Linked DNA regions of Homo sapiens: region 1 is linked to region 2. The links are chromatin loops, found by intact Hi-C in ENCODE. Cell type or tissue: mammary epithelial cell. All regions are shown on one strand. Each heading gives the region's core, and the rest is flanking DNA. Links, peaks and the distances in the headings are about the cores only.

Evidence for each region. A loop is a pair of places that touch in the nucleus more often than their neighbours do. Peaks named below come from ENCODE experiments on the same cell type or tissue, not always from the same donor. Only the 100,000 strongest peaks of a DNase experiment are listed, where the experiment ranks them.
Region 1: it touches region 2 in a loop (5-fold over the local background); 12 of 110 quality-filtered maps call a loop at or near these places.

Annotation. Positions count from the first base shown.
Region 1 is chr2:191,169,545-191,174,931 of GRCh38, forward strand. It overlaps the pseudogene HMGB1P27. Among named protein-coding and RNA genes, the nearest start is that of STAT4, 21 kb to the left of the region's middle. In mammary epithelial cell, for the core only: no CTCF peak of the experiment used is centred there; a DNase peak (open chromatin) is centred at 2,587; H3K27ac peaks cover 4,566 bases.
Region 2 is chr2:191,349,904-191,355,290 of GRCh38, forward strand. It overlaps MYO1B (myosin IB), which reads left to right. Exons shown (of 31, transcript NM_001130158.3): 7 at 259-322. Among named protein-coding and RNA genes, the nearest start is that of MYO1B-AS1, 110 kb to the left of the region's middle. In mammary epithelial cell, for the core only: no CTCF peak of the experiment used is centred there; a DNase peak (open chromatin) is centred at 2,878; H3K27ac peaks cover 1,266 bases.

The DNA of each region.
Region 1 (5,387 bases), core at 162-5,161, 180 kb before region 2:
TTAAGCAGTTACTAAATAATTCCCTTACAGCTATATAGGGGTGCCTATAAGATGAGTCAATGGGTGGTTTATTTAGTCATCTATTTATTCAGCAAGTTATAGAGTGCCAACATTGAACAATGAGCCATCATAGGTTAAAATCAGGTAAAATACCAGCTTGTGCAAGAGGTGTGCCTGCCATCACATTTGAACCCAATTGCTGGAAGAGACAAGTCACAGTATGGAACATAAATACCTCAATACAAGGTAATTTATGAATCATATTAGGTAATTTGAACAAACTAAGAAAGACTGAGTGAAGAAGATGGACCCTAAAAGAACGGTTAGGATTTTTGATAAGGACTAGAGGAATATATAAGTGAAGAGAAAGACATAAGTACGGGCTGAATAGGCAGGGAAACCCAGTGTGTATTCAGGGAAGGTCAAACAGAACATATTGGCAGGAGCAGAAGCTTCATACTGGAAAATAGAAGCAGGTAAAGCTGGTGATGCGTGGAAGTGCTGTGGTGTTTTAAATGCGAGGTGCCTGAGTTTGAAGTATTTCTACGATTCAATTGCCACTCCCTTGTCATTCTTAGCCACTCCAGCCTATCCTCAAGCTGCTGCCAACATGATTCCTCTAAAAGATAAAGTTAACACATAACTCCTCTGTTGAGGATTTCTCAGTGGATTTTAGAAGGGTATGGGTCCCTAAGCCCACTCAAGTATGGGGGTCTATGAGACTGTTCAGAACTGAGCACCAAGACACAGGTTCCCTCTGGCTGAGCTCAGCTTGGAGGGTCACCACTGGCCCTGCCTGGTCTCATAGGGAGCTGGATAAACAAGAGCCCTCTTTGATCCAAGCAATGGTCTCAGACAGAGGTGAAATTGCACCTGGCAACCCATTATGCGATGGCAAATAATGGCAAACAGGCTGAGAGATCTCTGGGTTCTGATTAAATTCCAGGACACTTACACAGTGGAATTTGATGTTACTGGCTTACTAAACTCAAACAAACTTTCAAATTCACTGTGTAAATGCATTTAATTTCAGCAAAACAGCATCCATTATCTTAAGTTTACATTCAAATATTATAGATTATATTTTTGTTTTAATTTTATTTTAAAAATTAGTGCTGTGTATGGTGGAAAGTAGGAATATAGATATAGATATCATACGGCATTATCTAATTTAGTTTTAAAATGATCCCTGCAGCGTAGTTATTATTATCCCATATTATAGATGAGGAAATTGAGGGTTAGAGGGTTCAATAACTTATGCAAATTCAAACAGCAATTAAGTAGCAAATTAGGGATTTTAAACCAGTTCTATTCAATGCCACTTCTTCTGCACATGCACATTCAGATGTCATCTTCAGAGACATCAAAGTAGAATTTGTAAATGACAGAAGCTGAGAAGTGCAAGGACCCAGACTCATCTACAATATCTACTTCCTGGCCGTGACTCATCAGAGGAAAACTACGAATTATGGTTTTACTAAATCAAGGAGTTATATTCGATGACTTTTCAAATCTTCTCTCATCCCCTTGAGTCTATGATCCCTTATCAAATTTCTACTGCTCCCTAAACATTTCAGATTTCAAGAGCTCAGTTGAATCAATGAGGAACTCTTACCCATATTGAAGGAAATGTCTTTTATAGTGATATGTTCCTGTTTCCCTAAAACACCACGAGCAAACTTCAAATACCATTCCAACTTTTGCCCTTTTTTTTTTGTCCACACCTCTTTCAAAAATAAGTAACAGCATTAACAAAAACCAACAAAATTTGGCCCTAGCCCATCTGAAGTATCAGCCAGATTTGCATTTAGTTCCCCAGACCAAAGTAGGAGAAGCAGTTAGCTGGTTACAAGCCCTTCACAGTGCTAAAGAACAATGAATGGAGGGCTTCAAAATCAAAACCATACGTTTGGTAGGAAACAGCTCCAACTGGTGCTTGATTACTAACTAGGCGTTCTGCTTCTAACATGATTAGGACAAACACAGAAAACCCTGTAGGGTTTGAACTGATGGACTGATGTTTCCCTCCCAGGAAGAAAAAGAGCAGTATCCAATGGCATTGAATCACTGTGATTCTGGATACCTTCAAAAGCCAGGGCTTTGAGGGGGTTCTCATTTCTATGCCACACAGTGAGCCCTTCTCTTTCTCAGGAATCCTCTCCAGAGAGAGAGGCTTTGTGTAGAATTTTCCTGAATGCAATGAATGTCAGCACATTCCCAGCTAGAATGTGCATTCTATTCTTATCAAGTGAAACTGACCTCCCTGCCCCAGCATGCTCTCCTTGTTCAACATGATGATTAATTTCAATGATGCAGGTTTCTAGATGAATTGCACTAGAATTTGCATCCACTCCAGATGGCAAATATGTACCTCTGGAATCTCCTCACCCTTAGGAAAGAGGTCATGTGCTAGCTTGCAAGAATGAGGATTTTTAAAATAGTTGGCTTACAATCAAATCTGTGTCCCACAAAATGCTCTGTCCAGACTAGCCTCTCTCCTTTTAGTTGGCAGCGATCCTCTCCTTCCTACTCATTTTCCATCTGATACCATGTGACTCAAGTAGGAGTCACAACCAAAATGAATTTTTTTTACTGCAAAATTCAAGATTTTACAGTATTTTTTCAGCCAATGGAAGCAACCAGGATTCATAAGAGTCTGCAAGTTGATGTTCAATAGGCCCCTGAATCATGCTTATTCACAGATTTCCAAGTTAATTGCCCTGATACATGCTACTGAGCTTCTTCTAGTGAACAAAAATCTTACTCCATTAGTCATCACTGTCAAAAGGAATACAGTACGCAAAATAAAAGCTGGTCCTCTTTTTGTGTGCATTTCTGCATCAGAGTGATTGTTTCAACATTGATTAAATACAGATTTCCCCCCAAAGCTTTGTTGGAAGCGCTAAGTGGTTCAGGTGATGGAAAGTGAGTTAATTCATGTGCTCCCCTAAGTATTTTTTATTGAGGCATTTTCTTAGGATTCAAAGCAAAAAGGAAGGAAATTGCTCTTATGTGTATCAAGGAAGTCCAAATACTCACATGGACAAATAGCTGCCCCACTTCATTCGCCCTTCTTTGCATCCCAGAACTGTCACCTCCAGGAGCCTCTGCTGAGGTTACCATGGAGCTGTGGGGAAAATTTTGTTTGGAGCTTTCAGAGGATCTGTGGGGATAAACGTGGATGAAGACAAAAACCTGAAAATCTAGGGGCTGGCTCTGGGTTGGGGCAGAATCATAAGAGCTGGCCCACCCACCCAGCAGTGTCCTGGCTCCCTCATTACCTGAAATTCCACAAATTTAGTTCAAGACAACGCACATTTGCTGTGTCCTGGGAATTCTGAGATAACTAAAAAAAAAGCTCACGGTATAATGGGAAAGGTAGGAACTTTGTTATAAGATAACTCTGCCTGAAAGAGGTGAAAAGGCATTACTGAGGTATTTTTGAGCCAGATTTTGAAGGCAGGATGGAAGATTGCCAAATGCAGAAGAGAAAGCCAAGGGAATCCCATTTACAAAGGTCAGGGCCTGATTTGCTGTGGCAGAAGAATGGGATCTGGAGGAACCTAGCACTCACAGGAGAGGAGATGAGGCAGGTTTCGCCAGGCCCGAAGACGTGGCCACCAAAGTGTAAGATAGTGTGATCTGCAACAGTGCTGGAAATAGACTGGGGTAGGGAGAGACCAGTTGTGAGGTTTTTGCCATAGTCCCAGCAAGTACTTATGAAGATCTGGACGGCAGTGACAGCAGGACTTAAAAAAAAAAAAAATCACATCTTAGAAATTTTTTTTTCTTTTTTTTTTTGAGATGGAGTCTCTGTCTCACAGGCTGGAGTGCAGTGGCTCAATCTCACTGCAACCTCTGCTTCCTGCCAGAGTGGCTCACTGCAATCTCTGCCTCCTGCCAGGTTCAAGCTATTCTCCTGCCTCAGCCTCCTGAGTAGCTGGAATTATAGGTGCTTGCCACCACGCCCAGCTAATTTTTTGTGTTTTTAGTAGCGATGGGGTTTTACCATGTTGGCCAGGCTGGTCTTGAGCTCCTGAACTCAGGTGATCCTCCTGCCTCAGCCTCCCAAAGTGCTGGGATTACAGGCATAAGCCACCGTGCCCAGCCCTTAAAGACATCTTTGGAAGGTAGAATTGACAACATTGGATGTGGGTGATAAGGGAGATGTCTGCAGAGGTTTCTAGTTTGGGGGATTAAGCTGATGGTGGCAGTTCTGAGTGAGGTTTCTATCTACCTCTATCTCTTCATCTGTCTGCTTCTCTCTCGGTCTCTTTCTCTGCCTCTATTTTTTCTATTTCTGTTTTTCTCTGAGACATTCTATACCTGTCTTTTGTCTCTTGCTTTTTTATGTTATCAGCTTCGTTCTACACATCAGTTCCATTCTCCTCTCTATAATGACCAACTTCTTCTGCCCCCTGGTAACTCAAGATGACACATGCCTTTGACTTTCCATAGCTTTCATTCCCTTGAAATTCTCTCACTTCCCATTCCACTGTTCATTATAAAGTTCGTTCCATATTTTTCTGTTCAAATTTCCAATAAAGAGAATCTAATGAGAGGCAGCATCTGGCTCCCACTGTCATGGCTATTGCAGTACATTGAGCTCCATAGAAATAGTGCTGGGGAAAGTGAGAATTGATAAGCACTGGGCCACTCTGTTGGTGGCTAAGGAAAAATTACTAAACATGCGCAAAGGAGATCCTAAGAGGCCATGGGGCAACATGTCATCATATGCATTCTCTGTATAGACTTGCTGGGAGGAAGCACAAGAAGCAGCATCCAGCTCCTTCGGTCAGCTTCTCAGAGTTGTCTCAGGAGTGCTCAGGGAGGTGGAAGGCCATTTCTGCTAAAGAGAAAGGAAAATTTGAAGACATGGCAAAGGCAGACAAAACCTGTTATGAAAGACAAATGAAAACCTAATCCCTCCTAAAGGGGAAACAAAAGAGGAGTTTAAGGAAACCAGTGCACCCAAGAGGCCTCTTTTGGGCTTTTTCTTGTTCTGTTCTGAGTATCACCAAGATCAAAGGAGAATATCCTGGCCTACCCATTGATGACATAGCAAAGAAACTGGGAGAGATGTTAATAACACTGCTGCAGATGGCAAGCAGCCTTATGAAAAGAAGGCTGCTAAGCTGAAGGAAATATGCGAAAAGGATATTGCTGCATACCGAGCTAAAGAAAAGCCTGATACAGCAAAAAAGCGAGCCATGAAGGCTGAAAAAAAGCAAGACAATGAAGGAAGAATAGGAAGATGAGGAAAATGAAGAAATGGTGAAGAAGAAGAAGATGATGTTGAATAAGTTGGTTCTAGCACAGTTTCTTTTCCTTGTCTATAAAGCATTTAACCCTCCCATACAACTCACTCCTTTTAAAGAAAAATAAAA
Region 2 (5,387 bases), core at 119-5,118:
GGAAAAATCACATGATGGCTGAGAAGATTTGTTCCTAAATTAGCAGTGGGTTATATTAGCTTTGAACTAATGGGGTATTTAGTATGAATTATTTATGGAGGCATGTTGTTTTGCATCGTGGTTATATAAACTGTGTCTTTCTTAGTTACATTTAAACAAATGTATAAAAATAAGGGCTTAGTCTGCTGTTCTCTAAGAAGTACACTGAGTTAACATTTTGAGATGAACTAGAAAACTCACAAAATCTTTCTTTGGCAGGGCAAATATATGGATATTGAATTTGACTTTAAAGGCGATCCACTAGGAGGAGTAATAAGTAACTGTGAGTATTTTTCTTCAGTCCTTGTAAAGAAGTTCAGAATACTAAAACATATATTTATAGTAGAATAGTTTAGATACTTGTGTCTTTGAGGCATAAGAATATGTTTCCTTGCTTTATATTTAGACTTTAAGCTTTGCATTTCAGATTGTTTTATAATAGAATGTAATTTATAAATCTTTTTAAAGATCACTTAACATCTTTACCTTGGAAAAACTTTTTAGAAGTTTGCTAAATAAATATTTGCGCTACTGTTTTTTATATTCTATAGGTCTTTTTAAAATCCTATAGGTCTTTAAGGCAATCCAGTATGAAAAAAAGATCCTCTAAGGGTTATTTTCTTTAACAAAATGCTTATGATAAAAAAAATATAAATAATTGGTTTTAAATTATAACTTTTGAAGTAATATTTATTCAATAAAAGGAGTAGACCTGTACTTCAGTCTTATTTTGAGAAATGTTGCTTCTCTTCCAGTGTATTTAAGTGATTGGAATGTGATACACTTGTTAGGTAAAACAGATTTTTTAACCTTCTTTAGACATGATTTGTGACTGTGGAAGTGAAATATTTTATGTGAAAAGTTAAAAAAAAAAAACAAAAAAAACACAATCAGATGAGGTCTGCTCATTCTAGCCCAGGTGCAGAGTTTTCTAAAGTGGGTGTATGAGTGCCACACGGGGTTTTCAGTGTCTCTTGTAAAAATGACAGTGCTGTCAGTGCTTTGGAGTTGTGGCACCCACAGCACAACCCTGATGTCCCTGCTCCTCTTGACTCGTGGTTGATTAGTTTGGAAAATGTAAGATGATGACTCAGGGCTTTGTGCACCTCAGCCACAGTCTGGTTATCCTCTGAGTCCTCTGGGTTTTTTGAGGACCATAGAACTGAACCTTCTCCTGCCCTTGCCTGCCTCACCATCCCATGGTGCTATTGGGATTGTTAGAATGAAAAAATTTATGTTTAGACCTAAAAAAAAAAAAAAAGAAAGTTGACTGAAGTATCCAAAGTGTGCTCATTTATTTTTCTTATAACAGTGGCATTTCGTCTTCAAAGGAAATGTTATGCTGAACCCCAAAGAAGGTACCGGGGTAAAATGAGACCTGATCTGGTTGAAGAGGAGATGGGTAGCCCAGAATCCCGGCACTCTCAGATGCCACTGAGATCTTCCTGACTAGCCCTAGCAGAAGAATGCCATTTGAAAATTATTATTTAGTAATTTGGTCAAACTATGCAGCTGATTTAAAAAAAAAATTAAATCATGATTCAGAGAGTAACCATCTAGGGCTAGAGGTTTCTCATCTTTAAAATGATAGGATTGAATTGGATGAATTCCATGGTTCTTCCCATTTCCAGCATTCTGTAGTTCTTAAATAATTTAACTTCTGGCTGGGCGCAATGGCTCATGCCTGTAATCCCAGCACTTTGGGAGACTGAGGCAGGGGGATCACCTGAGCTCATCAGTTTGAGACCAGCCTGGCCAACATGTGAAACCCCCCGTCTCTACCAAAAATACAAAAGTTAGCCGGATGTGATGGCGCATGCCTGTGGTTCCAGCTCAGGAGATTGACTTAGGAAAATCACTTGAGCCTGGGAGCTGGAGGTTACAGTGAGCCAAGATTGAGCCACTGCGCTCCAACCTGGGTGACAGAGTGAGACCCCATCTCAAAAATAAATAAATAAATAAATAAGTTTCCATTTTAGTTTGCCCACCTACACACTTTTGTATGCCATGTGTTCGGATTGTCCATATTTATAAGAATGTTTAATTATTAGAGAAATGCCTTGAAGAGAAAGTTTTAATATGAATTGAAGTTGAATGGGATAGTGCTACCTAAGTTAAATGATTTCATACACAAAATATGGGAGTAAAAGTACTCATGCAAACCACATACGATGTAACCAAAGGCAAGTGATTATAACCCCTGCCAAACTTGTTAGGAAGACTCTTTTTACAATATATGGCAGCTGATCAGAGCTATCCAGCTAGTGGTTTGCCTCAGTTTTAAGATCACCATTTTAAGGAATGATTAATATTTATTCTGAATGATATTCATGAGCCTTTAGTGCTTTCTTTTTACAAGACAAATTAACTCTAGCTATAAAATTAATAAAACACTGTTTTTAAAAATGAGAGTAGGTTTACTATTTCCATTACAGAACTTATAGCTGAACATTTTGGAATGATTTAATCAATATTACTCGAGGATTTTAGGAAAATAATTCAGGATGATTTTATTATTATAAGGATTAGAAAATAACTTCAGTTTTAAATTTTGAAGTTTAAGTTCTAAGCACAAATGTCTTCTTGTCCCCTGATTCTTGCAGTATCCATGGAGAATAAATATTAAACACTCAGTTCTTTTCCAATTAAGATTAATATATCTTCATGAATGGAGTTCATATGGTGTTTGTTACCATTTGTTCCCACAGTGAAATTATATTGAAATTTGTGGTAGTGAGAACACCCTGGTATTTAAGAGTATCCTTTGCTTTGGAGAGAAAAGGAATACATTAGTGGTAAGAGCAGGAAATTTCATCCTGTATAGAGAACTGACTCATCGGTGGTCACTGGGAGTTGCTGCCTTCTGGCAGAAGGGAGTTTAAAGCAATGGATAAACCAACTGGTGTTCTCTCCAAACTAAAGAAGCTAAAAGTTAGCTTCTTGTAGCGTAGAAAAGAAGACAAAATTTGCCATTTTGTAGGAAGTATATTTTGCCTCCTTTTCCAGCAGCTGCTTAGTGAAAGCATAGATTGTCATTGGCTAAAACTCTTAACCTTGAAAAAGGCACAATATCCCTTGAGCCAATTGTGTACCCAGGAAGTGGAAAGGAAAGCCCGGTAACTCCTCTCTCTTTTTCTAAAAGAGACAAATTAAGTCTGGGACTCACTTGAAAACTACATATCCCTGAGGTTAGTGTCATTAAGAGAGGTATTAAAATAGAAGATGGTAAAACATTTGTTTCAATAGAGAAGATAAAATATAGAAGCACATCCAAATGTTTAGGTGATGTTAAATAATATTTCTCCTAGTTTGTTAAGGTTTGTTGGTCTGATAACATTTATGTTTTTGTATTTGGGGATTTTGCATCTAGTGTTATGAACTGGAAGCTTTTGGAAACTAGTTTTTAAAATTAACATCACAGGCATTTGGTGGCAGTTTAGACAGTGGAGAACATATGGTACAAGTCGCAAGGGATTCTGTCTTCTAGAAGAAGAATAGCACAGAGAAATATACGCTATGAAGAAACTATTATTTCAGATGTGCATACACCTGAGCGAACTATGGACTAGACAGGTCGTCTTGTTCACATTACCTTATCAAGAGTCTAGTGTAATACCTGACACAGCAGGTGTGTAAGTGCAAATACGGGCAGGCTCTTTTTTCCTTATCCATTATTTGGGGCATACCCGTGAGCCTACTTTTGCAACTCTTGTTGGTTTATCATGTGGTTTCCAGTGTCTAAACAAAAGACGGCAAATTACTTCATTCTCTGTGCCTCCATTTCTTCACTTTGAAATGAGAATAACAATAGGACTGATTGCATAGGTTGTCCTGAGGTATAAATTATGTATTAGTATCTAAAGCACTTGTAATAGTGCCTGGTACATAGTGAGCACTCAATAAATATTTGCTTTTTTCACTATAGTTATTTGTTTATTGTCTCTAGCCTTTCACCAAATACATGCTCTATAAGGATAGAGCCTTAGTCTGGTTCATTACTGAGTGACCAGCAACTAAAATAGTGTCAAACATAGGCTGGGTGCCATGGCTCATGCCTGTAATCGCAGCACTTTGGGAGGCCGAGGCAGGCGGATCACGAGGTCAGGAGTTCAAGACCAGCCTGATCAACATGGTGAAACCCCGTCTCTCCTAAAAATACAAAAATTAGCTGGGTGTGGTGGCACACACCTGTAATCCCAGCCACTCGGGAGGCTGAGGCAGTAGGATCACTTGAACCTGGGAGGCAGAGTTTGCAGTGAGACGAGATTGCACCACTGCATTCCAGCCTGGGTGATAGAGCAAGACTCCGTCTTAAATAATAATAATAATAATAATAATAATAATAATAATAATAATGTCGAACACCTTATATATATTTGTTGAATGAATGAATGATCACAAAAGTAATTATGTACAGTTAAGAGTTTTGTTGAGAAATAAAGCTTCTGCTTTATTGGAAAATTTTGTCTGAATATTCTGTGCTAATCATTTAAAAATACTTCTAAATGAATGCTTTTCCTAAATCCCAGAAAGTCAAACAAAATTATTGGTAGTCAGAGTTCTCTTGTTCCTGACTTTGTTCAGCTTGAAAAAAAGAAATTCTGCTAATTATGAATGGAGGCAAATGCTGTGATTTGTCTATGTTCCAGTTATTCTTGCTGCACTGCCTGACAACCCCCCGCCCCCTACAACCTCAAACTTAGTAGCAGAGTACAACAAGTTTGGGTGTTTCACAGTATTACAACTAGGTTCTGAGAGGAAAGTAACATCCTGGCAACCAGTGTTCCAAGAGGTTGAGGAGGAAGCCTGAAGTAGCCTAGGAAAGCATATGGCATGTCACTTCTGCTGTACTCTATGTAGTCACAGTGGGCACCAGCTTGCACAGTTTCAGGGGCAGGGACACAGATCATACCTCTCGAAAGAGTGTCAAATAATTGGTAATCATTTTATTTTAGACAGCCACTGTCTGATAGATTGTTTCCAGAAATGGCACAATAATTTCTGACCCTGTGTCGACAGCCTTGATTAATCCCCTCTCTCATTGATTCAAAGCTTGACTGGGAGATTTATTTTGATCAATGGAACAATTAGCAACTACAGCACAACCAGATACTTGAGGATTGTTTATATATTGGAGTTTGTCCTCTCTTGCTGATCTTGGGAATTCACTATCACCATCATGTGAATGAGCTTGGGTTAGCTGCTGGATGAGGAGAGACACATGGAATGAACTGCTAGACATATGAGTGAGGACATCTTAGCCCAGACGGCTGCCAGCCAGTCGCCAGCAGACAACCAACCCATGAGCAAGCCCAGCAGAGATGAGCCAAGCTGGCTCAGGCCAGAAA